Regions from separate parts of the Mus musculus genome. Here regions 2 and 3 are each linked to region 1. Evidence: chromatin loops called from intact Hi-C (ENCODE). Cell type or tissue: gastrocnemius. All regions are shown on one strand. Each heading gives the region's core, and the rest is flanking DNA. Links, peaks and the distances in the headings are about the cores only. Region 1 overlaps Xpo4 (exportin 4). Region 2 overlaps Cryl1 (crystallin, lambda 1). Region 3 overlaps Il17d (interleukin 17D).

Evidence for each region. A loop is a pair of places that touch in the nucleus more often than their neighbours do. Peaks named below come from ENCODE experiments on the same cell type or tissue, not always from the same donor. Only the 100,000 strongest peaks of a DNase experiment are listed, where the experiment ranks them.
Region 2: a loop joins it to region 1, with 4 times the contacts of the local background. A loop is called at or near these places in 16 of 42 quality-filtered maps.
Region 3: a loop joins it to region 1, with 9 times the contacts of the local background. A loop is called at or near these places in 15 of 42 quality-filtered maps.

Annotation. Positions count from the first base shown.
Region 1 is chr14:57,612,620-57,624,158 of GRCm38, reverse strand. It overlaps Xpo4 (exportin 4), which reads left to right. Exons shown (of 23, transcript NM_020506.2): 7 at 5,916-6,028; 8 at 10,315-10,472; 9 at 10,712-10,886. Among named protein-coding and RNA genes, the nearest start is that of 1700039M10Rik, 47 kb to the right of the region's middle. In gastrocnemius, for the core only: a CTCF peak has its summit at 4,485 (motif pointing right); DNase peaks (open chromatin) are centred at 3,349 and 4,481; H3K4me3 peaks cover 336 bases; H3K27ac peaks cover 2,372 bases.
Region 2 is chr14:57,366,509-57,378,047 of GRCm38, reverse strand. All of the region lies in intron 2 of Cryl1 (crystallin, lambda 1), which reads left to right. Gm41161 (a long non-coding RNA gene) reads right to left here and starts at 941. Exons shown (of 3, transcript XR_874654.3): 1 at 641-941. In gastrocnemius, for the core only: a CTCF peak has its summit at 5,482 (motif pointing left); DNase peaks (open chromatin) are centred at 4,307 and 5,478.
Region 3 is chr14:57,530,239-57,535,238 of GRCm38, reverse strand. The region is part of intron 2 of Il17d (interleukin 17D); the gene reads right to left. Among named protein-coding and RNA genes, the nearest start is that of Il17d, 7.9 kb to the right of the region's middle. In gastrocnemius, for the core only: a CTCF peak has its summit at 1,879 (motif pointing left); DNase peaks (open chromatin) are centred at 17 and 1,867; H3K4me3 peaks cover 423 bases; H3K27ac peaks cover 1,156 bases.

The DNA of each region.
Region 1 (11,539 bases), core at 2,530-7,529:
AGAAGCCGGTCGGGAGAACTAGGGAAGAAAAGATAAGTTTCAAATAAAGGTAGTCAGAATCTACTTCGAAGGGTCACTTGGAGATGGTTTTCAGTTACATCTCATCTCGTTTAGACTTAATTGAACTCATGGAAATGTGTTTGAGGGAGAGGGCGAAACTGTATTTCGCTGGAGTCACACCTAGTGAGTGAAGAGTATCAGTCAGCTGTGCTGACCCTAGACTGTGCGCTTGAGTCAGGGTGATTCATTTTACACTTGAAGTATTGGAGAGGAGAATATTTATTGTCCAAGGGGAAAAGAGAAATAGGATTTAGGGAAGACGAGGTGCTGTAATGTTTGGCCAGTGATATAAATGTTAAGATAGCATAGGCTCAAGCTGAGATCATGAGGAAGGTAAGAAGCCATGTTTTGATGTGGGGTACATGACTTCATGATACAGAGTTTTGTTAAATTTGGTTGGGTCAGCTCTGTCTAAGATTGCTTGAAACTGGAGGAACACAATATAGAAATCTGATAGAATGTTTAAATACAGTTATAAAGCAGTGTTGTGTAGTATTTTCTTCAGTCCACTGAGTAATTAGTTTCATTCCCACTGTCTTTTGTATTGCTGTCTGATGTGATACATTGGAAGTTGGTAAAGTGATTAATCAGTATTTGAAATTATGTGTGCATTATCCTTTTCAGGAGTGTTTCCATATTCCAGAAAAAGTATTTAAAAAGAAACAGCAGAGTTTCTGACTCTGGGCCATTGTGGGGAAAGAGTCATTGAAGAACAGACTCTAGTCTTTCAGTGCAGTGAGTTGTGCTGACTGTATGTGTAATTGTTCAGAAGATTTTGTTTAGTTTTGTAGCTCTTGGACATGTTGTTCCTGCCTGCCTTCCCTCCTGCCGTGATGTACCCTGTTCTCTCTTGGTTCTAGATGGTGCTGTACTACACTGTACTTCTATGTCATTGCCATAGAGGGGGACACTTAGAGTGCAGGAACATGGAGTGACAGTGCTCAGAGGCAGAGAAATCAAGGTGGCCTAAGACGCTTGCTGTTTCCAAAAGATAAGACATTTTATCTTCTTTTTCTAGCTTCACATGGTGTTCACATAGTATTTTGTGTAGTGTAAGTTAAGTGCAAGAATAGAAGGGATGGAATAAATACATATTTTTAAACCCAGTGAGTGAACTTGCTTTCACAGCATGATCAAACTGCTTAGGAAACATAGGTCAAAGGCGTCTGGGCGGCTGCAGCCTGTTGGTGGCGGCGCTGTTTGGTACCCGTTACCTTTTGGATTGGGAAGTTCATTCATTCAGGTGTAATTTTAGGCAAATATGGTTTACCTACTATAACTATACTTCTTACTGGAAAGTGATTCATTTAAAATACTTAACATTTGTAAGGAATTCTGTCTGTTGGGTTCTTAATTGCCAGCCTAGGTTATTTTGCTTCATTCTCCATGAATGCCACAGCAGGGCAGTCACAGTGTGTGCTCTGCAGCTTAGAGTGTAGTGTTGCTTAATTTGGAAAGTGATGGTTGTGGGGATGGAGCTGCTCTCTGGATTACATAGGTCTTCTCTGCCTTAGGTTTGCTGACTAGTGAATCTTAAGGCAAGAAGGACTCCATGGAGAGTTTGGATTGTTGATTTTTAAACTGAATCCTCCTAGGTCTTTCTGTGCATTTAACGGAGGCAGCAGGGTCTTTGTTATTTTTAGAAAGCTGTTAAGTAGAAAGCACATCACGACCCTGTGAATTTAGCCCCTTTGAGGACTAATTGAAGCAATTCTTGACATACTTAGTGTATTATTAGCAGATTTGGGTTCTTAATTGCACTGGTGACATAATAATACAACCCTGTTGCCATTAATGGAAGATTACTAGTTCACTCAGCTGAACATCCAGAGGCAGTTTTACATGTTCTGGTAGTGCCCTTGGTAGCGTTGTATATTTGTTTAGATAAAGATCATGTTCCCACTGAGAAGAGGTTCAGTGATTAGGGTTAGCATCCTCATCAGCACCGGCTTTCTTATGTCTGTGGCCATCCTTGTCCGTGTTTCCCTAGTGCTGAGGTTAGAAGCATGTGCTCCCCGATTATGTGGTGGTGGAGATTGAACCCAGGGCTGCGTGCTCACAGAATGATCACTTTACCAACAGAGCCACATCCTCAGGGTTTTCTCCTTTCACTGTCACAATAAAGTGGACAAGAGCTAATTTGTTTATGTAAGTACTCATTTATTTTCTAACTACAGCTCTGCCCTGTGGGTTGAGGTGGATGTACATGCTGAGCTCAATCTGTTATTCAAGAGCTTGACACAGAAGACTTCGTAGGATTAGCCAGTGAGAGCCACTAGTAGGGAGGGATTAAACTTGTCCTCTGGCTCTTGGCGGGTGTTTGTCTTGGTCCTGAAGTTACAGATTCTTCAGAAGTCTGTGAAGTGTTTTGGTTTTGTTTGTTTGTTTGTTTGTTTTTTTAATTTGAGAGGCTCTTTATGGAGAGGGGCAGGGAATATTGAATTAGTTTCTGCTCCAAGCTACAGTAGAATTTACATGCAGTTCTGACTGATTTTCCAAGAGATTAAGATGGTGTTGAACTTGGAAGCCTGGTTGAGTTTTAACACCTCAGTTCTGCCCTGTGCTAGAACTTGGCTGGGAGTGAGTGGGTTTGTGCTTAGTATGGTGACAGGCAGGGCCTGTGCACTGGGACTTTGTCATTTGGTCAAACCTGAAAAAGGGAAGGTTAGATGAGGTTGACACAATTTTCAAAGTGATGCAGACTTATTAAAAAACAGAATGCAGTTATCTTGTTGGTTGCAAATGAATTATATAAAATGTAAATTATATAAATATTTAAATATATAGAAAAGTATTTAAAGTTATCACTCAGAAAAATTTGGAATTTATACAGGTTTTTTGTTGTTGTTGTTAAAGTATATACAAATATTTAAATATATAGAAAAGTATTTAAAGTTATCACTCAGAAAAATTTGGAATTTATACAGGTTTTTTGTTGTTGTTGTTAAAGTAATAGCTATTTACTGTTGTGATTCTTTTGCTTCATGAGATCTGCCTTCTGTGTATTGCATAGAGTGAAAATCACTGATCAGTCGATAGCAGACCACTCTCTTGTTGATGACATGTTTTTAAAAGATAAGAAAATATAGTATCTGGAAACCAGAACATATTTCAGTAAGAACCAAAGCTTTGCAATCTTGTAAAAGAGCAACTACTGTTTATTGAAGCTATTTTTAGTGAACTTTGCTTTAACATTAAGGTAACGTCTTAATTAAAAGTACTTTATTGTTGTAGTTTGAGAGAGAAAGGGAGCATGAGCACCTGCTGTCTTGGCACAGAGCCCAAGGGCCATGGGACTTGTGGGGTCAGAGGACGGAGCTGCAGAATGGCTTTCCTTCTACCTTTAGGCGGGTTTCAGGGATTGAATTCAGGCAGGCAGCAGATGTGCACAGCAAGCACTTTTACTTACCAGATGTTTGTGCCAGCACTCAACTGTTTGTTTGTTGTTGTTTGAGATCAGGATGTCTCTAGCCCTTGCTGTCCTGGAGCTCACTGTGTAGACTTCTGCCTCCCGGGTGATGGTTTACAAGCATGTGCCACCGCACCTGGCTCTGCCGTTTTTAGGACATTGTTGTAAGAGTAGAAAAGTTAGATTTCTAAATTCTGACTAACAATTTTATTTACTTTTTGGGGTTTTTTTTTTTGTTTGTTTGTTTTTTAAACAAAATTAAAAAATTGAACTACCTTCGTTCTTTACATTATTTTGATATGTATGGTCTGTCTCTATATATTTTGATGTCTAGATCTGCATGTATGTGTTCCCCTCACAGTGTCATGTGATCTCTAGACTGACGAGGGCATCACACCATCTCAGATCGTGCACTATTTAAACAATTGAGTATATTTCATTACTGACCTTTCACATAATAAAAATACCTTTAATAAAATGGCGGGGCTGGTGAGATGGCTCAGTGGGTAAGAGCACCCGACTGCTCTTCCGAAGGTCAGGAGTTCAAATCCCAGCAACCACATGGTGGCTCACAACCATCTGTAAGGAGATCTGACGCCCTCTTCTGGAGTGTCTGAAGACAGCTACAGTGTACTTACATATAATAAATAAATAAATCTTTTAAAAAAAAAATAAATAAAATGGCACTAAAACTAAAAAAGATAAATGGCTGCTTTCTGTTTCAAGAGATATAAAGCCTTGATCTCTTTCCCCAGATAATCTGTTCTGAACACTAACGATCCTTTACCTGCTTCAGTGTGAATTTCAAAAGCATATGAAAAACTAGCCAGTAGACTGTTGTTGCAATAAACAGCAGATATCAGCTGTGAGTCCTTCAGTTTGTTTTTCTAAAAGGTAATGAGACTGAGGTCCCCTAGTGCTTTTGAGGAAAGGAACCACTTTCCATTGGTCATTGGCTGGTTTCTCTTTGTCCTGTCCTGGCTTCCTTTCCTTAGGGTTTCATTCTCTGTGTCCACAAGGGGGCGGATAAAGGAAGAGGGAAATACTAAGTGAGCCTGTTCAGGGTTTCACTTCAGTTAGTCAGTTAGGAGTTTGAGAATGACATCAGAAAGAAGCAGTGACTTCTTCTTAGGGCCACTCAGTGCCCTCCGTAGCCCTCTTCACAGACAAGAAGCAGTCTCATAAACAACTGACTTTTAAAGGATGGTTTCCAAAGCAGTGTTACCTACCTTCAGTTTTTTCTGTAAATAATTTCTCTCTACTAAAGAATGAGTTGGGTATAAGGAAATGGCAGCATTTGAATGTATGTCTGATTTCTTTGCGGAGTGTCATCTTAGATTGAGATTTCTCACTGAATGATGTGAATATTGCCTAGTTCAGTCTGCTTCACAAAGAAGTGCAAAGAAGGCATCCTTCTCATTTCTTAAAGGCTTAGTTACTATGGCAGTGCTACTGAGTACATTACACTCATCAACATCTACAGACACATACTTATTATGATGGTTAATTTATTTGCAGCAAATTTATTCAATTGAAGCATATTTGATAGTGAATACCTCAACACCTTATATACTGTTTGAGTCTATGGGAATGTTACTTTCTCAGTGTATTATGTGTTTGGGGGCGGTGTATGCTCATGTATATTAATGTGTGCCTGCTTTTTTTTTTGCAGAATGTCATCTTAGATGCCTGTGTTGAGATTTCTCACTCAATCTCAATATTTTGTATATGTATATGTCTGTGTAGAGGACAGAGGACAGCTTCTGTAGTCATTACTTGGGAGATAGGGTCTCTTTTCACTGGCCTGGAGCACATCAAGTGGGCCAGATGGCTGTCCAGTGAGTCCTGGAAGATCCATGCCTTTCTACCTCCCTTGAGTCTATGGGAATTTTGAATAAAAATGTGTTTTCTGTCAACTGCTTAATTGTTTGTTTTGACTTGGTGTTGGGGTACTGTGATCTCAATTTTTCTGTTTTAGTATGGAGCTTAGTTGCTCTTTCATGTTCTTTTCCTGTGAACATACTTCTTTTGGAAAACTTCTGTTTTTCCCTATAGTCTATATGAAACTCATTTTGTGTATATGATTTTAGCTGTTTAAAATATTGGGTAAAGTAGTGGGGCAAATTTACCAAAATTGATTCTTTAGGCTTAGTTTTTGATGTCTGTTTTTAAAGTCATTTTTCCCCCTTTCTGTTGCTTCTATTAAGATCTCTGGTATGGCACATGTAAGGATTAAACCCGTTACCTAACATTCCTATAGCATTCTTTTTTTCAGCACTTAATGCCTTTTATTCCTTAGCTTCAGGCACGAATTATGTAGCATATGTGAAGAGGCTTAAACTGTTTCCATTGCATTCTTTCTGGCTGGCTGCTGTTATATTTAGGGTATACTTATAGTTTAGACAAAGTAAGAATGTTATTGTTGTTGACCTTGACACTAGATAACTGGGCAGACATTATATAGCTATGTTTGAATCCTCACAAAATGTGCTGTTGAAGCCAACAGAGTCCTGGCGGGAGGCTCTTCTGGACAGCAGAGTTATGGAGCTCTTCTTCACTGTAAGTCCTCGTCTTCAACTCTGGCTAGCTAGGGGCATGGTGAGAGGAAGGGAACGCCTTTGCTTTTCTTAAGCAAAACAGGGCAGGTTTTCCCCATGTGGTTTCTCTTCTCACAACTGACTTACTAAAAGAAATTATATGACAAAGTTGTTGCTGATGTACAAATACTATCTCATTTTGAAGGGCTTAGATCCTACAACAAAACTTCTTGGACTTTGTAACCACTCTTTACAGTCTTAAAAACCCAGCACTTCCTGCTAGCTTGTGTTGTGTGGGTTGCATGGCTATTGTTACGTAACATTAGGAATCCAAACTGACAAAAGCAAAAGAAGATGACAGTACAACAAAAATATAGCATGTTCTCATAATAAAAGTAAACTCAGTCTGGCTGAAAACTTGAAGAAATACTTTCTTTCACTAAAAATATCAACAAGAAACCATTATAACATAAATACCTTCAACGAACAAATACTTTGAAATGTGTAGTGAAAACAACTGGCATAAACTGGGTTTTGGTTTTGTTTGCTTTATATTTTGGCAAATCTGTCTAGCACCTGCTTTAATAAAAGGTAAGCAGATTTCCCTTTTTTATATTTCATTCAGTTGGTATTTTAAATCGTGACCTTAGGAAAAGCTTTCTGTGTGTGTGTTTGCAGTGCACAGGGAAGAGCAGAAATGCTTTAGTGCTCTTAAGAACACAGTCTGCAGCAGCTAGCAAGTTGACGGATCCCTAGACTGCATTTTAAGGACTGTTCCCTAGTGAGCTGTATACATAAGACCTGAGCTACATTAATATTTAAGGGTAGTTTATCTTAAATATTTCAATTTAATTTTTTTTTTCAATTTAATTTTAAAGTGGCCTCTTAGTATCATCTAGCTACAAGAAGCAAGCAGTCTATTCCCATGAGTGCAAGTGAGTTTTAGAATTAAAAAAATTACATGAATATGTTTGTTGTTAATTTTTATTTACAGTGACTTGCACAGAATAAAAATCAATAAAATCTAGATAAACACCAATTAAAAAGATAAAAATAAGGAAATTTTGTTTAATCTGAATCATTATAGTTTTTTATCTTTTCATGTGTTTTGAACTATGAAGGAGCCTTTTGTGACCAAAGCAATTATATTTCAGTACTGTGGTATATATTTTAATGTCTAAACCATGTTTGTCCACCCTTAGGCATACACAAAACACATTTTCTGCCACGGTGTCTTGTTCTGTAGCTGTGGAGATGGCACCCTGGCTGGCTCTTCTGTGTGCCTGATGAGCACTGTGCCACCAGGCCTTGGCTCTGCCCTTCCTAAGGCGGTTCGCGTTTCCTATGGCAATCTTCAGTCTGAGCATTCAGTTTCCTTTTTAAAACCAGAGGGGGGAGCATCTAAAACCATAACCAAGATCAAACAGTACTTGCAAGTAAATTTTAAGGACCTTGTGGGGCATCTCATCTGACAGGAATTGTTTTGATACAAGTCCAAGTTCAAGTTCTGTGTATTTGCTCGACAGAAAGTAGGTCCCACTCCAGCAGTTTGTGAAAAGGTGAAAAACTTGCTGGCGTACAGCAAGCATCTCCACTAGATCTGAACAGCTGTCTAGACAGAGCAGACAGCTGCTTCTGTCAGCTGTGAACTACCACATGCAAAGAACTGAATTTAAAAGTTAACCCTTTTCTACTGTCATTTTAGTAGTTTATGAGTGTAGCTATTTGCATTTAAGCAATTTATAAACAGTTTTAATTTGTTGTAAAAAATGACTTAATCTTTCTATTAGTTTTTCAAGATTTGCCTTCATTTATATGAATTAATTACTCAGTTTAATCTTTCCTTCCATTAGATATCATTATGCTAGATTTCAGTAGATAAATGTACTGATGCATGGGGTGAAGACTTAAATTTCTTGATCATATCTGAAATTTTAAATGGTTTTGGTTACATTCTGCTCCTTAGCAAGTTACAAAGCTGTCAGCCCCCCACCCCACCCTCCTTTCAGACTTTCCTGGTTGTGACTCTAGTGTTTGCCCTCCGTGTGGACACTGGTGTTCCCAGCTCTGCTTTGCTTCTCACACCCTGCACACTCTCTCAGACTCATGCTAATCTGCATGCTCACTGGGTGCTGCCGTGTGGGTGGCACACGGGCGCCTGATGTTTAAGCACACTCTCTCCTTCTCTATGCGTATTTGGTGAATGGCCTCTCTCTGTTTGCCTCCCTGGGTGTCTTGCGCCTCCCCTTGCTTCCTTTCTGTACAGAGGTGGTAGATCTGTTTTTTAATTGTGTGATATTGATTGAAATCCATGTTCAGTTATGAGAGAATGCTTTTGCAATGCAACAGACCGTGAGTCTATATCACAAGAATTACATGTTTAACATGAGTTTATGTGGACTCTATTTTATGAAACAAGTTAACCCTTGGTCCCAGAACAGTTTTTTTATTTTATTTTAAATTGTGAATACTGGCTCTCTCGTTAAGCACATTCATTCTTTTGTGTTTTTGTTATAGTCTAGGTATGAATGGACATCTGGCTCCTATGTGGAGCAGACTGTGTGATGAGTGTCTCTTGTTCCAGTTTGCACTGTAGATGTTGGTAGAATCTGACCCTGGACATCTCAGTGAACTTTTGATTAGCATTCAGAGCATGAAGACACAGATTTAACTGTGCTTTCAAGATAAAGAGCTTAAAAGCATACAATCTAGAGTTTGCAGCCAAGATGTACATAGGATTCTGTGAGTTGTACTTTGAAGTTACTGTATAAAGCCTAAAATACATTAGTATATAGGTTGAAAAGTATTTTTGTTCCAGACCAAGGATTAGCAAACTCAATGTGCTATCAGGGCCGGCCCACAGTAAATATTTTAGGCTCTGTATATAATATGGTCGTACTCAAATCTCTCATTGTAGTAGGAACCTTAAATTAAAAATAAACAATCAAGGAAAGCTGGTATTCCAGGAAAACTTTGCTGATGGTCATTAAAATTGAATACTTTGTCTAATCTTCTTTTGATTTTTTTTTCCCCTCTTTCTCTCACTTTATAAATATGAGAAAAACCCTGCTCTAACCTCTATATCTAACCAGATTTGGTCCATGGGTCAGTGGCTTGACAACCCTTGTTCTAGACCAGAATATAATATATGTTAAGCCTTTTAGTAAGTCATTTAACTATCATTTTTAGATATAGTATACTGGTTTAAATTTCTTGTCTTGACCTTAAGAAACCTAGAGGCTAAGATTAGTGGAATTAGTTAACGAGGAAATACTATGTTCACCATGTCCTGTACTTTACCAGTGAATACATTTAAAAAATCAAACAAAAACATTCTGGTGTCAAGTAATTCATAAATGATTGACAGAGTCAAAGACACATTACTTGAAACAAATAGAGAACAGTGGTTCAAAAAAAGAAAGGGTTGGAGTGCTTCAGTTCAATGCCTGTGGGAAGAGGCAAGTGGCTGGCCGGTATTGTACGTGGAGGTGAATAGGAATAGCCACTTTATAATTCCTTTCCGGCATTTCCTCTTCTATTTTAATGTCAGGTCATAGAAATGAAGTATTTAATATCTGAAAATTTAGGAGTATTGAAGGAACACTATTCTGAGAACCTTTTCTTTAGATTAAAACACTGGGTAGTGTCTGTGTATCAGTATTTCATCATTAAAATAAGGTCTAGTTGTATGTTTAAATGGGTCTATGTATTAAGTGCACACTGTATTTAAAAAACATTGAGTACTAATAGTGATGGTATGATATAAAATGAAATGTAAACAGGTTAGACCGTCTTGGAACTTAAACATGTGTTCCCTGTCCACGAGTGGAGGATATCTAGGGGTGGGTGATAGGTACATTTGCTGGTTTTCTAAGTGTGCAACTGTTTACTTCTACTAAGACAGCATCTATATACTGGATTGAACTTGTCTGCTAACTTTAGAAAGAAGCTGTGGCGGGGCATAGTTAGCATAATACAGATGACTGTCGTTGTTGCTGTTTTTAGCAGAAGCAGTATGTCTGACTGGCTAGCATCTGTCTTCTCTCCTTGTCATAATATGCTGGAGACAGTTCAATTTGCAAAATGTAGGTAGCTCTCAGCTAAAAGTTAGCTGAAATGCCTAAAATCATGGTCTATGATGTCAGGTGAACTGAAGGGTGATTTTTCAGGATTGGTTTAACTGAAGAGTTAATTTTCTAGAAATGACCAGCTACAGAGAATTTTTCTCTTACCTCATTTGACATGGTTCTCACGTGACCCCTACAAAAGAAGAATTTGTTTTTATGGATTAGTAATTCTTTCTAACAGGTACATCGAAAAATCAGAGAAGATTCAGATATGGCACAGGATTCCCTGCAGTGCCTTGCCCAGTTAGCGTCTCTCCACGGACCCATCTTCCCCGACGAAGGATCCCAGGTTGATTATCTAGCACACTTCATTGAGGGCTTGCTCAACACTATTAATGGGTAGGTATGCTTTTCCTTTTGAACTGAAAAGGGAACCTTTTTTGTAGTATTTAATACAAAGGGGGGGGGGAAACCTAAGGATTTTTGGCTTTTCCTGTTTTGTGTTTTGAAGTAGAATTGTATGGCTAATTTGAAATTAATACAGAGATGTGCCTTTAGAAATGAATGAGTGATAATATTCTTGTGTTTGAAAGTGTAGCTTATTTTGTATGGCTTAATCCTCATTACTTGATTTGTAGAATTGAAATAGAAGATTCTGAAGCCGTAGGGATCTCCAGCATTATCAGCAATCTGATAACTGTGTTCCCTCGGAATGTTTTAACTGCCATCCCCAGTGAGCTCTTCTCCTCCTTTGTGAACTGCCTCACACACCTCACTTGTTCTTTTGGGCGAAGTGCTGCGTTGGAAGAAGTGGTGAGTGACTTCTAAAGTCTGTCTGTGTCTGTTTCCCGTAGGAAATTGGTGCTACTGTTAGAATATTGTCTCATGACAGTTATTTTAACTGAGGACTAGTAGCTGTTGTTAAAATTACACTTTGTGCATATATTAGTGGCAGTGTGTATGGAAACATGACCTTTGAAATTTGTGGATTTAAATTAGTCTTGGAAATTATCATTTTGAGATAATTAAAATTCAATGTTTTATTAAATTATATTGATGAGACCATTTTAAAAGTGTTTTACAAGTACTGTTAAATAACTTCATGGTTGCATGTAATTATGTATAATTAAATTTTATCTATGCTATTAGTATTTTTAATTAGGACTTAGTTGGAAATTATGTAATATGTATTGTTTAATAGTGTATTTTGGTAAACTGACTTATATTCAAATTAAGATGTAATAATACTAATGATTTTTGGGAGATAGAAACACATTTTCAGATCCTTTCCAATTTTTATCTTTAACTTTAGAAAATACACAAAAACTCCATGACAGCAGTTACTTTGTAACAGTTATCATGATAAAGAACTATAGTAATATTGGAAATAATTGACTTATTTCTATAAAGTTGTTACTTAGTTGTTGAAATTGATTTTTCTTTCTTTTTTTGGTTATAAATTGAAA
Region 2 (11,539 bases), core at 3,199-8,198, 250 kb after region 1:
GTTTGTTGCGTTTCTGTAAGTCCTCCAGAGTTCAGCACACCCTGGTACAGGCTGTGGGGTCATCATCTGACTGCTCACCCCAACTCAGGTGTGAACTGATTCAAGTCCTGCTCTGTGACTGCTATCTTTGGATGACATCTCTGTCACCTGCCTTTCTTGACTCTCTCTGGTCACCGGCATTCCTATCTCTCTGAAAAATCCTCAGGTTTTTTTTTTTTTGTAAAGATGGCTCAGGAGTTAATAAACCACTGGAAGTGATCTCTGAAACAAGGCAGCTGCCCTGTCCTGGCTCCTAGATAGCTGACGTTTCCAAACTCCTGCCCTGCAGGTGACCCCGATCTCCTGTTTTTACCTCAACAGTCTCCTGTCTGCCCTGGCCTAAACTTCATCCTAAACTCTGTTTCTACGTGGATTCTTCTGGATTTGTCTGTTCTCTTGCTTGGGAACTTGAGTTTTAGTTTTTTTCAAACACCATGGGCCATAACAGCTGGAATAGTGGTGGCGTGGGGTGGTTCATGCCTGTAATCCCAGCATGTGGGAGGTGGAGGCAGGAGGATCAGGAGCTTGAGGTCATGAGACACTGTCATGAAATAAAACAGCAATACAAAACCACTCTTTGGAATAGTGGACGGTAAGTTACCTGGTCTGCTGGCCGCCCTCACCTTCTTTGTTGTTTTGAAGAACTGGGGATTGAACCCGAGGCTCATGTAAGGCAAGCACTCTTCTGTTGGTTCCTTGAGGTGTACTTTGTGTTCTGTTTTGAGGCAGAGTCTCACTGTGTAGTCCAGGTGGCGTCGGCTTCCCAAGCCCTGGGAATCCACGTGTGCGTCAATCCAGCACAAGGTGGCTCTCGACTCTACTTTGGACTTGGACCTGGCCAGTGGGGCATTACTAACCATGACTCAGCAGAAGCCTGGACGGCACTGTGCATCAAGAGGCTGTCGATTGGGGCTGGGAAACCTTCCTCCGTGGCTGCTCACTGTGCCCCCTGGGCACTCCCCAGCACCAGCTGCTACACAGAGGAGGAATGTAGCTTAGACCAGTTAGACCAGCAGCCCCCAAATGGCATGGTCTGACTGCTGCTGTTTTAGAAAGCCCTGCTGAGTGGATTCAGGGCAGGAGAGCTGACCCTTGCCGGCAGTGGCATTGGGCGAGCTAGCCAGGGCAGTGCTGGAGAGCTAGCCTTGGGTAGTCTGGGTTCAGGAGAGCTGCCAGGCTGACTGACTCAGCTCTCGCTCAGACCCAGATCCAGGGCTTTGAGCTGGCCCAACCCAACACCTATCCCATCTATGAACTGCTGGAGCTTGTGAAGGGGCCGGTCCTGCAGATCCAAAGCCCCAGGATATCCGTGACAATCTGAGAGGAGTTCTGGTTAGGATACAGTACTGATGATGGTGTAGTGGAAGCCAGGGGCCTCGAGCCAGGCCAATAACTAATTATAATGAACATTTGCAAGTGACGATGTGTGGGCAGAGGGGTATACTGTGGGACATACTGTGACACTCTACAGCTTTCTATGATGAGATGTTTTCTATGCTTTGTTAATTTTGTTTGTTTGGTTTTTATTTCCTTTTAGGAGGGAGATTGCAAGGGCAGAGGGCAGATAAGAAGAGACAGGGTGGTGAGTGGGATTGGGGTGGGTGACGTGAAACTCACAAAGAATAAATGAAAAGTTCAAACCAAACCAAACCAAACCAAACCAAACCAAAAAAACTGTCCTGGCTGGGTTTCTGTGGTCTGTAACTACCACTGTGGTCTGTAACTTCAGGGCTTGGAGACTGCTGGCCTGTGCTCCCAGGGTAACTCTCACTGCCCTAATCCGGGCCACTTGGGGACATTCTGTAAACAGATGGGGTTGTACAGAGCATAGCCCCACCCACTTTGTTGCTGCGTTCAGTCTGTAGCTTGTATACACCCTATGCTCGAGCATAAAGTGCTACTCCCCCGTTAGGAGAAACAGGCAGAGACGGGAGTACCGTGAGGCTGCTGGAGAGCCGGGACCTCTGGCTTGCAGACTAGACTGTAAGTGTTTGGAAAGGAGACATTTGAACACAGATTTTTGAAGGTAAAACACTAAGGAAGTAGAGAGAATATCATCATGTGGCAGAAAAAAAAAGGTACTATTTCTATAGATTGTTTATACATAAAAATCATAAAATATATTATATAGTTTAAAAAGTGTGTGTGTGCGTGTGTGCTCTTTTGGGGTGGGGGGTTGGCTTTTTGAGGCAGAGATTCTCTGTGCAGCCCTGGCTGTCCTAGAACTTGCTCTGTAGACCAGGCTAGACTCAAACCCACAGAGATCTGCCTGCCTCTGCCTCTGGAGCACCATGACTAAAGGCGTGTGCTACCACTTCCCAAGTGTATATGTTGTTTTTTCTTTTTTTTAAGCATAAATGTAAGACATCACGGATGCATTCGTGGTGGGATGACATATCTAATTTTATTGATGAATAGTAAATAAAGTGTATGTCAGTGGAGAGGCAGATGCAGTCTAACCACCTAGAAGGACACACAGAGTGCGGGTCCAGGAGTCGTCTAAGGCCTGGTGGTTTGCGGTTCACAGCCCCAGGTTGTGGCTTCAGCTGGGTCGTTTACCCCGGTTATCTGGGTGTTCACAGATTCTGCTGTTACTTGGCTGTCACCACAGCAGTCCAAACAATTGCTTCATTTCCTTTATTTGTTTTCCTACCCAAGCTGAAATGGCTCTAGTCGATGTGATTGACATGTGAGGATTTGACATCTGGAAGGCCGAGGAGGAGTCAGAATACTGTGTGACTTGCTCTAGATGGTAGGGCTGTAAACGGCTGTCCCTGTGTATCCTGAGGGCAGGGTTTCCGTTCAACCCTGTGTGCTGCTTAGGGACATGGCGACAGGTGGGTGTGGCTGAGGGGGCGTAGATGGAGCAAAAGATGTGGGTTCTGGTGGTGTGACTGGGGCGGGGATGCTGGTGCACACCTTCAATCCCAGTCCTTGGGGCTGAGGTAGAGGCAGGTGCATCTCTGAGTTTGAGGTTAGCCTGGTCTACATAACAAGTCTAGGATAGCCGGGGCTACACAGAAAGATACCATGTTTAAAAAAATGTGACTTGCGGCCAGAGAGATGGATTGATGGTTGAGAGAGCTCGATGCACCATTCTAGCACCCAGACAACAAGCGCCACGAACATGTCTGCTGCCTTAGCATCATGGTGGTACAGGGACAGTACTGCGGGGGCTTGCTAGCATAGTTGAGAAACTGAGCTCTAGACCCTGCCTCAAAGAAATAAGGCAGAGTGGGAAAAGGGTACTGCCACCCTCTCTGGCCTTCACACACCTGCATGGATGCACAGGCAAGAATTAGAAAATCAGGGCTGGAGAGATGGCTCAGCAGTTAAGAGCACTGGCTGTTCCAGAGGTCATTAGTTCAATTCCCAGCAACCGCACGGTGGCTTGCGACCATCTGTAATGGGGTCTGATGCCCTCTTCTGGCTTTTGGGTATACTTGCAGAGCACTCATACATAAATAAACGAATCTTTAAAAATTAGAGAATCAGATTTTAGAAATAAATTTCAGAAGGAATGATGTGACCCTTGCCTCACCATTTTGATTCACGTTGCTGTAACAAAGCATTAGAGACTGTCTATGCTATAAAGAGAGGAGACTCACTATCTCACACTCTTAATGCTGAAGATCCAGTGCTGGGTAGCTCTATTCATTCAGGCGCTGGCAAGGGCCTTTGCTACATCACAAATGGTATCACACAGAAGGAAGACTTGGGAAGAGGAGGGGGTGGTGTGCCAGTTGGAAAGACAGGAACCAGGGAGGGGGTTCTTTTTATAACATGTTCTCCTTTTTATAACTAGCCCACTCCTGCGAAACCTGTACCCATCACTTCATTTGCGTGGGACCTCACCTCCCAGGAGACCATGCCTACTAAAGGTCCTGCCACCTTTCATCACTATGAAAGTTTCCAGCCCATGAACCTTGTGGGACACATCCAAACTGTAGCAGTCTCCCTGTGTGTCTGACTGACTAGCAAGTGCCACTTTCATGAGCGTGCTGACACGGGACACTGCACTGTACATTCTGGTGAAATTGATTGTCCTAGGACTTAAGCAGAGCTTCTCTATTTCTCTGGTTTCTGAGCCCCAGAGGTGACACCAGCCTCTAAAGAGGACCCTTTTCAGAGCCCAAGAGGGAAGAATGGATGAGAAGACTCATTCCTGCCTGTCAGTCAGCCCCGTGGACTTCCTGTGGGCAGCTGAGGCTTTCTTGATTTTGGCAGCACGTCCAAGCTTAGATGACTCTGAGAGAGGGTTCCGGGTTCCCAGAGCTGGCTGGGTGGGTGGGTAGCAGGTGTGATGACTTGGTAGAAGGCCCTTGGCCAACTGCAGGTAGTCTTTGAGGGAAGGTCCTCGGGGTTTTAGAAAGCAGTGTGCTGGCAAAAAAGTCTGGTGTAACTCCTTGCGTTTAATTTTCAAGGGATGGTCATGCTCGCAGCAGCCTCATTTTCTTCCTGTCAATCAGTGGGCCAGGGCTCCAGCTTCCCATTGTCTTCACCTATTTAGACAGGTGACTTTTTTTTCTTGTGGTTGCTGGGATTTGAACTTAGGACCTTTGGAAGAGCAATCGGTGCTCTTAACCACTGAGCCATCTCTCCAGCCCTAGACAGGTGCCTTTTGTGTGGTTAAAAAAAGTGTCACTGTGTAGAGCAGGCTGTCCTAAACTTGCCACATAGGCCAGGCTGTCCTGGAACTCACAGAAGTCTGCCTGCTTCTGCCTTCTAAGTACTAGGATTAAAGACAAGAGTCCCTAGTTCCTAGTTGATGGCTTGTTTCTTTGTTTGTCAAGACAGGGTCTCCCTGTGTAGCCTTGGCTGTCCTGGAACTTCCTTTGTAGACCAGGCTGCCCTTGAACTCAGAGAGATCTGCCTGCTTCTGCCTCCCCAGTGCTGGAACTAAAGGTGTATGTCACCACTGCCCGGCCCTAGTTGATAATTTTTAATACAACATCTAAAATAGCAATAAGGGGTCAGTGAGATGGCTCAGTGGGTAAAGGTGGGGCCAGTGTTTGATTCCCGTTACTTGCATGGCAGAAGGAGAAAACAGATTTCAGCAATCTGTCTTCTGACCGCCATATGACCCAATGGGGCACACATGCACTGTGGCATGTATGTATATGCCCACACATGTACACACAAATGCTCACACACACACCAGATGAATGAATAAGTAACAGGTAAACAAATGTAAATTAAAACGATTTTTAAAAAAGTTTTAAAAATCCACCCTTATTTCACCTTATAGTGATAATTGTTTGCATATCCTTTCCCTTCTCAGTTTTCAGATTTTGTGACAGTCTCCTGTGTCCCACCCAGGTCTCAAACTTGCTGTGTATCTGAGGACAGTCCTGAACTAATCTGCTTTCCAAGTGTTGGGCCCACACCACAGGTGTCGCTGACAAACATTTTTATTCTGCATCATACATAGTGTTAGCCTGCCATCTAGCGGCTTGGGTTGATGAAAAGGTTCCAGCAGCTTGAAGGAGATAGATGCCTCTGAGCATATTTGGTAATTCCTTACAGGATGAAATGGATGGTCTTGAGCAGTCTAAGATGCCGTGTACAGGGCGTGCCTAGCATCAGGAGGCTCTGGGCTCTGTTCTCAGAACTGTAAAATAAACCAATAAAGGAAGATGCTGTCAGTTCAGTACAGGCTGGGTTGTGTGAGGTGGGGTCATGACTCGGAGCAAGTTTTCTATTATAGTCACTTAAGGATTGACGATCAGTGGCAGTTGGTGTGGGGAGTAGCAGTGGCATGCTTGGTATTCTTTCTACTTCTTTCTTCAGTTATAAGACACGGTCTCACTATGTAGCCCTGGCTGACTCTCTCACCTACTTGTTTTTGATGTCGGATACTTAATTTTTAAGTTTATTTTATTATTATTTTTTTAGTCAGGCTCTCATGCATCCCAGACTGGGCCGCAAGCTCACTATGTAGCTGAGAATGGTCTTGAATTCCCTGCTTGCCTTCCTATGTGCTGGAATCACAGGTGTGTCTACTACACCCTATTCATATTGTGCTGGGGCTTAAACCCAGGGCTTCGTGCACGCCAGGGGAGCGAGCACTCTACCACTGAGCTACCCAGCATCTCAGCTACCGAGGCTCTCGGTATTTCAGATACTTTTAACTGAGCAAAGTGAGTTTCTGTTTGGTAGCTCTACACAGTTCTTCAGACATATGAATTTTTTTTTTTTTTTTTAGTCTGGTTGTATTTCTGGGTTATGTGCTGGCTTCGTCCAGCTCTGTGGAATCCTTAGATATTGCTACTGATCAAATTTGCACAAATCATATTGCTAACTCAAAACTGAGTAATTCAGATGTGCCATGCATACATCCCCTCAGCCAGGAGGCCTGCCTAACCGTTGCCAGGCAAAACAGGCGCAGGGACCTCTGAGGTGACAGAGAATGGAGGTGCCTTTATTCCCTCTACTTGGAAGGACTGAATGTAAGACTGTGAGGGGGCAGGGGAGTCTGGAAGCGATCTCTACAGATGCATCACTGTGGCAGCAATGGGACATTGTTCAGGGGACACCTGAGCTGTGCTGTCCAATGATCACTCTGTTAACACACTGCAGCTCTTGGTTGTTTCACTGAGCTGGTCTTTTTCCGAAGTTTACCATCATGTGACTCCCTCTGGCTGGCTCTCTGTGCTGCTCCTGTCCTGTGTCCAGTGGGTGGGTTTCAGTGCAGACTGCTTGCTTGCCACTTGGCATGAGTTCCCTGAGATGAGAGGCCTGTAAGATCTGTCTTTAGGTCAGTTTATAGCTTATCCCTGAACATGGCTGTAGTTCTGTTTTATTTGTTTGTTTGTTTGTTTGTTTGTTCCCTTGGGGTGTCCAGGCACTGCCACACATTAGGTGGGGGAAGGATGGAGCGGAACCAAGTCCAGTGGTCTGCTTCTTCCCTTGAGATGTCAGGACCTGGGCTGGAGAGATGGCTCAGCCGTTAAAGGCTAGGCTCACAACCAAGAATATAAGAGATGTCAGGACCCGATGAACAGGTGGATCTGCAGGATCCTGGTCTGGCAGTGAGTGCTGTGGGGAGGGAGTCTCCTCTGAAGATTCCAGTGCTGCGGCTCTTCAGTGTTACAGCTCTTTTAGAAAACATTTCTCATAGACAGTCGTCAGTGAAACAGCTTGTGCACATACATTTTATTCTGGGTGATGTATGGGCTATGTATATAGAAGCCTTAGAGAGTGGGAAGGTGCACTTCTTAGGGTGATGTTTCATTGGCTGAGGTTGAAGGTTCTGGGGACACTTCATTTGCATGGAGAGGCATTCCATGAAGCTGGACCAAGGATCACATGACATTCCTCTGGCAGAAGATTTGGGGGTCAGATCAGGCAGAAAAAAGGAAGCCCTGCTAAGAAAAGGGAGTCCTTCATTTTGCGCAGAACTCAGGAAAGCTGTCCAGACATTGTAGACTACAATCATAGCCCATGGGTGCTCATGGGACGCGGCATGGCATGTCTGTTGGTGACTGTTGTGCTTTGACTATAAAATGCCCTCCACAGAGTCGTGTTTTAAATATTTGGTTCCCGTCTGGTGGCACCATTAGGCACACAAGCATATATACGCACTGTCTAAGTTAGGGTTCTATTGTTGTGAAGAGACACCATGACCATGGCAACTCTTATAAAGGAAAACATTTTTTGTGGCTGGCTTACAGTTCAGAGGTTTAGTCCATTATCATCATGGTGGGAGACAGGTGCTGGAGAAGGAGCTGAGACTTCTACATCTTGATCCAAAGACAGCAGAAAGAAACTATGTGCCACACTAGGCCTCACTTGAGCATGGGTGACCTTAAGCCTGCTCCCATGGTGACACTCTTCCTCCAACAAGGCCACACTTCCTAATTGTGCCACTCCCTATGACCAAGTATTCACACATAGTAGTCTGTGGGAGCCATTCCTATTTAAGCCATCACACACACAAACACATATAGATTTCCAGGGGTCTTTGCCATTACCACAGGCAGCAGAGTAATGATATGCAGGAGGGAGGAAGGCAGTTCCGTTCAACGTGACTCAGTATTCAGTCGTCTTGCTTCGAACTTTGGGAGTCTGACCCTGAGTAGTTTATTTTAGGCATATTTAGGCACAGCACAATTTGGTGAAAAATTTCCTTGTGATAATTAGTCCAATTCTGTGTGCACAATAAAGCACAGAATAAAGCTAAATATTAGATGTGACATTATAGAAACTCTTTGTAAAGTACGTGCTCACATACTCTCACACACACTTACACACTCACACACTGACATACTCACATTCGCACGCACACTCACACACTTTCAAACACACCCACACTCACACCCACACTGCCCCCCCCACGAGGTGGGGGGGTTGTTGTGTAACCTCAGCTGTCCTCCAACTGAAAGAAGTCTGCCTGCTTCTGCTTCCCGAGCACTTGGGATTCAAGGTGTGCACCATATACCTGATCTCTGGGAATTTTGTATCTAGTCCCTTCTCCTCCTTTTCTGCTTCTTGGCAGCACGATATAAACTCTGCTGTCCCCTCCAGGCATCTCTGCTATGATGCACTGACACTTTTAACACTGAGCCAAAAAAACCTGTTCCCTTTTGAAATTGTTCTGCCAGGTGTCTATTCACATTGAGAAAGTCACTATCATGATAACAACACCCTGAAAGAAACAGTGGGTCTGCCAGGCAGAGGGGGAACCTGCAGGGAAAATGGGAGCCCTGTATTCAAAGTACAAGCCTGGTATGCCTGGTGTGGAGATGAGCAGTACTTGTAAGGGAGGGTGCATGTGCACAGTAAGGGTGGGTGTGAGTGCATGGTAAGGGAGGATGGCACATCCCTCTCACTGTTAGCATGTGGATAGCTCACATCTTCACTGTGCCAGTGCTCTAAGTAAATTTTGTGGGAGAGGACTTGTAAAGATGAGACAAGTAGAATAGGAGGAAGGGTAAGGAAGTGTTTGTGTGTGTGTGTGTGTGTGTGTGTGTGTGTGTGTGCGCACGCACTGCAGCTGAAGAAGGAGAAAGCCAGCTATCAGCTGAGGTGCCTTGCATTGTAATCCCAGGCCGAGGAGGGAGACTTACCATGAGTTTGAGGCAGCCATTTTCCATGCGAGGGTTTGAACTAAAGGCTTCCCCACCCGTGCCAGGCAGTTGTTCATCACTGACCTAGATCCTCAGACTCCCCCCCCCCTTTGTTTCAGATGGCAAGGTCAGGCTTCAGAGGAACACAGGGGGGCTTGCCATGGCGAACACTTCAGTAAGCGCCTCTCTGTGCACATGGGTAGAAGCCATGATGCAGTTCATGGCAGTATAATACATATCACATACATGCCGAATGTGTGCAGTAGCTGGGAACACTGGGCTTTAAAGTGGTACTTACAGGTCTGTTTCTGGGATTATCATAGGTCACTGCCCAGCCCATTGTTCTCTGTGGTGCTTGAGATGGAGCCCACGACGTTGCAAGCGCTGTGCACCCCAGACCTATTTACCCACTTTGGAATTGGATTTTTAGTATTGTTAGGTTTTTGAGTTCCTTATGTGTGTATGGCCCTTCAGATTTCACCCCTTTCTGCAGGTTGTCTCTTTCTTCTGTAGACTCTTTCCATAGGAGAGGCTTATAGTTGGATGGAATCCTTTTTGCCTTTTATTTATTTATTTATTTATTCTTCTTTTTATTTTTAATTTTTACTTTTGTTTTTCTACTTTGGGCTTATAAAATCATTGTATTGAATTCTTGAAGCTCTCTCTCTCTCTCTCCCTCCCTCCAAACCCATATAGTTTTAGAGTTTCCGATCTTAACCTTAGTGTATCTGAGGGTGGCCTTGAACTCCCTGAGCATCCGAGGATAACCCTGTACTTCTCTGACTTTAATTCATTTTTCTCTCAGAATGGAGAGTTTCCTCTCGTGGATGTTTTCCTCAGCAGTGCGGACTAACAAAGATGTCCTATTTCTCATGTCTGTTCTGTACTTTTGCTGAGTCTCTCTGCTGTAGCTGTGCACTCAGCGCCAGGATCTCTGACCTCTGTGTTTCTCTGCCACGCTGCCTTGGTCTTCATGATGCATAGTCTGTCTATAAGTGGGCATTCTGATGCTGCCAGGTTTGTGTTCTTGCTTTGTCTCTTTAGGGTGTGTTGTATGTCTTATGCATTTTGGTGCTCTGTGAAGAGCAGGGACTGAAGGGAACTTGAATTTACTGTGTCAATTAGTATTACCATTACTCGGGGCAGTGTGGAGGGGTCTAAAGCCAGCACAGGCCTGCCAAGAAAGCTCACAGGGCTGACAAAATGCCACCTAATAACCTGCCACCCCAGTATTCACCAGTGGTGGAGGAATGACTCAGAAATGTTTGTCTCAGTAGCTAATTAAGCTTACTAAAGACGGGCTCAGGGGCCAGTGAGATGCTCAGCAGGTGAAAACTCTTGCCACACAAGCCGGACAGTCTGAGTTCAATTCCTGGAACTCCACTGAGGAGGAGAGAGAGCCGTTTCCACAGTGTTGACCTCTGACCTCCACAGGCATGCTGTATCATGCACCTGCCAATACTAATAAAATAAATTTAAAACGAAAGACTGGTTAATGGTTAACAGTGCATCATAAACCCCTCAGAAGGAAAAGAGTGTTTTATTAACCACTGTGTGTGTGTGTGTTTTAAGCTATTAGATTTACAAATCAGTATTTTTAAGTGGAAACAGCTTGACAAAAAAAAAAAAGAAAGAAAAGAAAAAAGAAAAAAACCTGTCATAAGATTTTGAGACCATTAAAATAGAGAAGAAAATAATGAGAAGAAAATTAAGACCAAAACTGGATGTGATGTCACATTCTGCCACTCGGGACATTGAGGCACGGGAATCATGAGTTCAGGGCCAGGCTAAGCTACACAGAGAGAGACCCTTCATGAAAAAAGTCCAACTCCCATGTGTGGTGACAATCTGCTGGTGCCCTTTTCTGCTTGTAGCAGGAGAGACTGCAGCGCCTGGCCCATGTTGGTCTCAGGCTCGTTTTCCACAGAGCATTAGCTCCTTGTTATGATGAAATATTGAAAGAGGAAGGGTTTATCTGCTTTACAGATTAAGAGAAGATCCAGTGCACATGACTGAAAGCAAGGTGGGAGGAGTCTGAGGCACTTGGCCACAGTGGGTCCCAGTCAGGAAGAGAGAGATTAATCCTGTCGGCCATCTTTCGTTCTCCTTCAGTCTGGGTCTCCAGCCCCATGGGATGGTGCTGCCCAGATTCAGGTCTTCCCTCCTCACCTAAACTTTTCTGGAAACACCTTCATCGACCTGCCCAGAGGTGTGTCAACTGGGTGGGTCTAAATCTTTTCAAGTTAGCAATGTAGATTTGCCATTACATGGAAATTCTTTTTGTTAAAGATAGCATGAAAGTTTATTTATATTTTGGCACATCTTGGTTTTCCTTTTTCTCCCTAGCAATGGAAAGGTACTCTCTTTATACCTAAACCAAAATTAAAAACCCCAAACTACCCCTGGTAACGGCCCCTGATACTGTGTGATGT
Region 3 (5,000 bases), core at 1-5,000, 86 kb after region 1:
CAGCCCCTCCCTCCTTCCATTTGCTAAGGCCCCAGGGAGCCAAAGCGCTGCAGGGTCTGCTGCCAAGAAGCACTGAAAAACGCGTCTCTGGCCCCTAAAAGAAACCACTGTGCATTTCTCATGAAAGAGGACATGGAAAAACTCAGCAGGGATTGCAGCAGTCCTGAGCAGGACGCAGATCCCCTCAGCTTCACTTGGCCAGGGAGAGTTAGAGGTCAGTTCTTCTCTAGCTGCTGCCATCTGAACTTAGCAAAGCTGAGGCTGAGCCTGTGGCCGCTCCAGAGCAAACGTAGCTCTCCTAGCAAGGACCCAGCAAGCTCACCGCTACCAGCAGCAGGAAGGCTCACCTGCCCACCTTCCTCTCACACATTCGGGGAGATAGAGGTCCTAGGATGATGGCACCTGACCACCTGGGTTAGCCTTCACGGCAGTGGCCACAGTGTAGTCTAGGGACACAAGAATGTCCAGTCCCACCTGGGAATCCATGTATTCTGTGTAAAACCAATTCACCAAGTGGCCAAGTGAGATGACAGAGTATTAGGAAAGAATTTGGAAGTTCATGGTGGTGGTGGGGCCTTGCACAAGGAGAGAACGGAATGAGCCAGACAGCCCAGACTTCTCGAAGGCTTTCATTCTTTTGTCATGGCAAATGTGACTCTCTGAGCAGCTGGGAAGCATCTCTTCAAAGGAAAAACTCACTCATGCCCACAGGATGGCTAGGCTCTCCAGGGGAAGCTGCAGAATGCGGGTCCAGAACCATCTTTGATGTTCCCGACCTTGGAACAATGGGGGAGGAGGCTGGCTGTGTGAGGGAGGAGCCCACCTGGTCTGTGGCGCCAGCTGTCACCCTGGAGGGGCAGTTCACAAATACCAGCCTCTGGCCCCTTCCTTCAACTCTAAGAGCCCCTGGTATTTTCTCCTTGACAACGCAGTAATTTGGGGAGATGTATCCTCTGTCCTCCACCTTTTTAATGTGCCACTTGTGGAGGACACAATATCAGAAGGAATGTCACTTCGTGGCCCGTGTGGGACCGCCTGCATTTGCCCAAATCCTTCTGTTGGCACGGGCACCCACATTTTATTCAGGTGAAGAGCGTTGAAAGAGGTATCAGGAGTGAAATACTGTCATCCTCGCTGGCAGCTCTCTGCATGCTAAAGTAAAGCCCCAGCCCTGCGGAGCCAACCATCAAAGCCGACGGTAATCCGGGAACAATGCTCCATGACAATGTTTTTATTTTTATTCCCTGACAGGTGATAGGTGCGGCAGAGCTGGCTGGGTTTTGAGAAGCCCACTGGGGGAAACTCAGCTTTGTCCTTGAGCAAAGCCAAGGCCATCTGTCCATTAAAATAAATACATATATATGTATATATTCATATGTGTATATATAAATTTATATGTACATATAAGTTCATATGTATATATAAATTCATACACACACACATATTATGAAAACACCAACATCTCTTACTTCAGCTGCTTGGAAAACAGTAAATCTCCTTTTCTACAGTGACCAATAGGGATAAACAGCATTATGAAGACCCCAGCCAGACCTAAGGCATTCTCTTGGGTGTTTGTCCCTCTTTTCCTAACAAGCATTAGCCTAGTAAGCTGGCGTAGGAAGAACATAGTACCTGCACTACTGAGATAAATGCCAGCGCATTAGATAAAACAGAATCTCCATCTTCCTGGAAGACAAAAGAGGTCTGTGATGTTGTCTCAAGGTCATTTGGAGCAACCCACAGCTACGGAGCAGAGACACAGGAAAGAGTGAACTTCCCAAGGCAAAGCTTAGTTATGAAGGGACCCTCCATCCCAAATTCCAAGGAGTTGAGAGGCCCTGGGCCACCATTTGGCAGGATGCTTGCCCTGTGCTGCCCCCTGTTGGCCAGTGGCGCCTCTGCAAGGTGTAATGGATTCCCTGGGTCCAGAACTCTGGTCAGTTTGCAGAACTCTGTACTCCAGCCTGAGCAAAAAAAACAAAACAAAACAAAACAAAACAAAACAAAAAAAAAACAAACAAACAAACAAAAAAACCTCTGAAAATGCATTACAGTGAGAGGGTGTGTTTTTAAGTGGTAAATAGGAATGTTTTTAAAGGGTAGGTATTTTAAAGGGTAGAGGATAGTGTTTCCTCTAACATTAAACTACAGATTCCCCTTAAACCTTAGCCACTAGATACCTTCCTGGAAACGTGTCTCCCCGTGCCTGAAACTTCAGAGAGTTCATTGCTTATAAACTAAAGTTTAAGTTATAAATTAGGTTCTCTAGGTTAGCTAAAACAGTCAGTACTATAGTATGTGAATCTCAACATGTCACTGATTTTGAGATTCATGCTTCTCGTGAGGAGATGTAGTGTCTACATGAGATGAACTGAGGAAGGCTAGTGTGCTGACACAGCACTAGGTGACTCTTGCAGAGTCACTTGTACACAGAGTCACTGGTACAAGGGTCACTTGTACACAGCATGGCAGTACTGGGATGCATTGTGACAGCTGAGATGGTTACTGTGTGACTGTGTGGCTGCAGAGAGGGCAGAGCACACAGTGTGTTTACACTGCGCAAAGTGGTAGTTCATGTCCCAGAAGGACAAGGTTTCATGGCACTGCTGAGGTTGACTGCGTGTGAAACATATGGGTTTCTGGAATTCCTTTAGTATTCTCAGGTCACAGTTGGCCCTGGGTAATTCAAGTCACGGGGTAGAAAGTCACGGAGGAGGGAGGTAGAGGCCACGGTGCCTTGATTCCCTTACCACTCTCCAACATTACATGTCTTTGATGTTTAAGTCAGCGTAATGCTATGTAGGCCAAGAGCCTCAAAAACATGATCCTCCTGCCTCAGCCTCCTGAAAGCTGGATGGTGGGTGTCATACCACCTTACTGCCTCTGATTTTTAACTTATTTTCTCTTTTTCTTCCTTCCTTCCTTCCTTCCTTTCTTTCTTTCTTTCTTTCTTTCTTTCTTTCTTTCTTTCAAGATTTACTGGGCAGAAAGAGGTGTGAACAGTATCAGCGCTCATAGCAGCATTTGGGGCCAGTGGCTCCCCTTGTTCCGGTAAAGGCCCTGTAAAACCCTTGTTAACATTTAATGGGTAAATGTGGCCTTAGGTTTGGGGAAGATGGAATAACTAATTGACATCTCACAGGATAAGAGGGTTGCTTAGGTGAGCCATCCTTTCTGTTGGCCTGGCCTTTCCTTCTAGGCCTTTATAAATCAGCACCCACAGAGAGCAGACCACAGCTTGTCAGAGCCAAAGTTCACCCGGAATGCCTGGGCCACCACTGGGCACGGGTAACCTTGTCTGCTCACTAGTATAGTGACTGGAGGTCATATGAGCTGCATCAGTACATTTAGACAGAAGTTTCTCCATAACTGAGACTATGCTACAGGTCTATAGGCAGATGCTCAAGTGATTCCTTAATCCCTTGCTAAGTTACATCTTGGTGGCCCACATGTCTGTTTTAAAGTCACCTGTCCTCTCCAACCTTTGCTCTCAGTACTCTTCCTTTGAGATGTTTGAAGACGTGGCAGGGTCACCCTCAACAGGGTGGCACAGGGAAGCCAGGGTGTTCAGGATAGGGTGGGCTGTAAAAAGTCATTACAGCCCAGGTGCTGGCTGAAGCAAATGCAATTTCTTCCTGTGGAGAACTCTGGAATGCAGAACTTTGAACTTGGAAGTTACCTTGGAAAGAAGGAAAGTCAAGGGCATATGAACCCACCTCAGGCTTCCAAAACAATACACACACCAAAGAATGCTTGCAAGGGATTAAGGGGTCACCTCGGCATCTGCCCACAGGCCTGTGACATTTACTCACAGTTGGTCACCAAGAGCCAACAAATTTTGTTTGTTGTGAAATAAATTTAGATGTAGGCTCTTTTTTTTTGTTGTTGTTATTGTCTTTGTTTGTTTTTTGTTTTTTCGAGACAGGGTTTCTCTGTATAGCCCTGTATAGACTGTCCTGGAACTCATTTTGTAGACCAGGCTGGCCTTGAACTCAGAAATCCGCCTGCCTCTGCCTCCCAAGTGCTGGGATTAAAGGCGTGCGCCACCATGCCCGGCTAGATGTAGGCTCTTAGAGGAGGAAAGGGTATATAAAAAAGCAACAATGCCTCAAAATAAGCTATTTTGCATTATTCATATCCTAGAGAAAAAATATTTTTAGTCCTCTACTATAAGAATAAACAAGCTAAAATTGCTTCGAGTCCCGGCAGGTGTTTATCTTTGGGGTGTCATCATACAAGCTGGTGTGTCTTTAAGCGGTAATAACCTCCAGTGTCCCGGCAGTACATTTCTGAATATATTACGTTGCTGTTTAAAAAATGTTCCTGAGCAATCAAGTTGATTTATTTTTGGCATTTTTGTTTTTGAAGCAAAGGAGAAACAAACATATTATGCCAGAAGGTAAATGAGAAAATGTTTTTATGCTCTGGGAGATGAATGATGCTTTTCTAATAACAGACCAGGGGCTGGATGGAGGAAGTCTCAGGTGCCCCATATTCCAGGTCTACTATTTTGGATCTTTCACCTGGTGATAATCTCTTACAGTCTGAGCTGTGATGTCATCAGAGTGCAGCCCGACAACAACGGAGCCACAGGCCTCTAAGAACCCCACCTCACTGTCTACAGCACCCCTTCTGTGAGCCCCCGGCCCCTTCTAACAGAGACTCTGGCTGTCTCTCCAAGGCTGAAACATGCGTTTTTGCAGCTTCTGCCTTTTCCTCATGCTTGGGAAACTTCCCTTCTCTCTGTTAACAAAGTTGGCACAGTAGCACAGGTCTGTAGTCCCAGATACTCGGAAAGCTGAGGCAGGAGGATCACTTAAACTCAGGTGTTTGAGACCAGCCCAAGCAACACAGTGAGACCCTTTTTTAAAAAAATGCAGTAGGTGTGGCACCTAAGCCTTTAGTTCCGGTGCTCTAAGAGTTCCAGACCAGCTGGGACTATTGAGACCCTGGCTCAAAGAAAGGAAGGAAGGAAGGGAGGGAGGGAGGGGAGGTGGCTA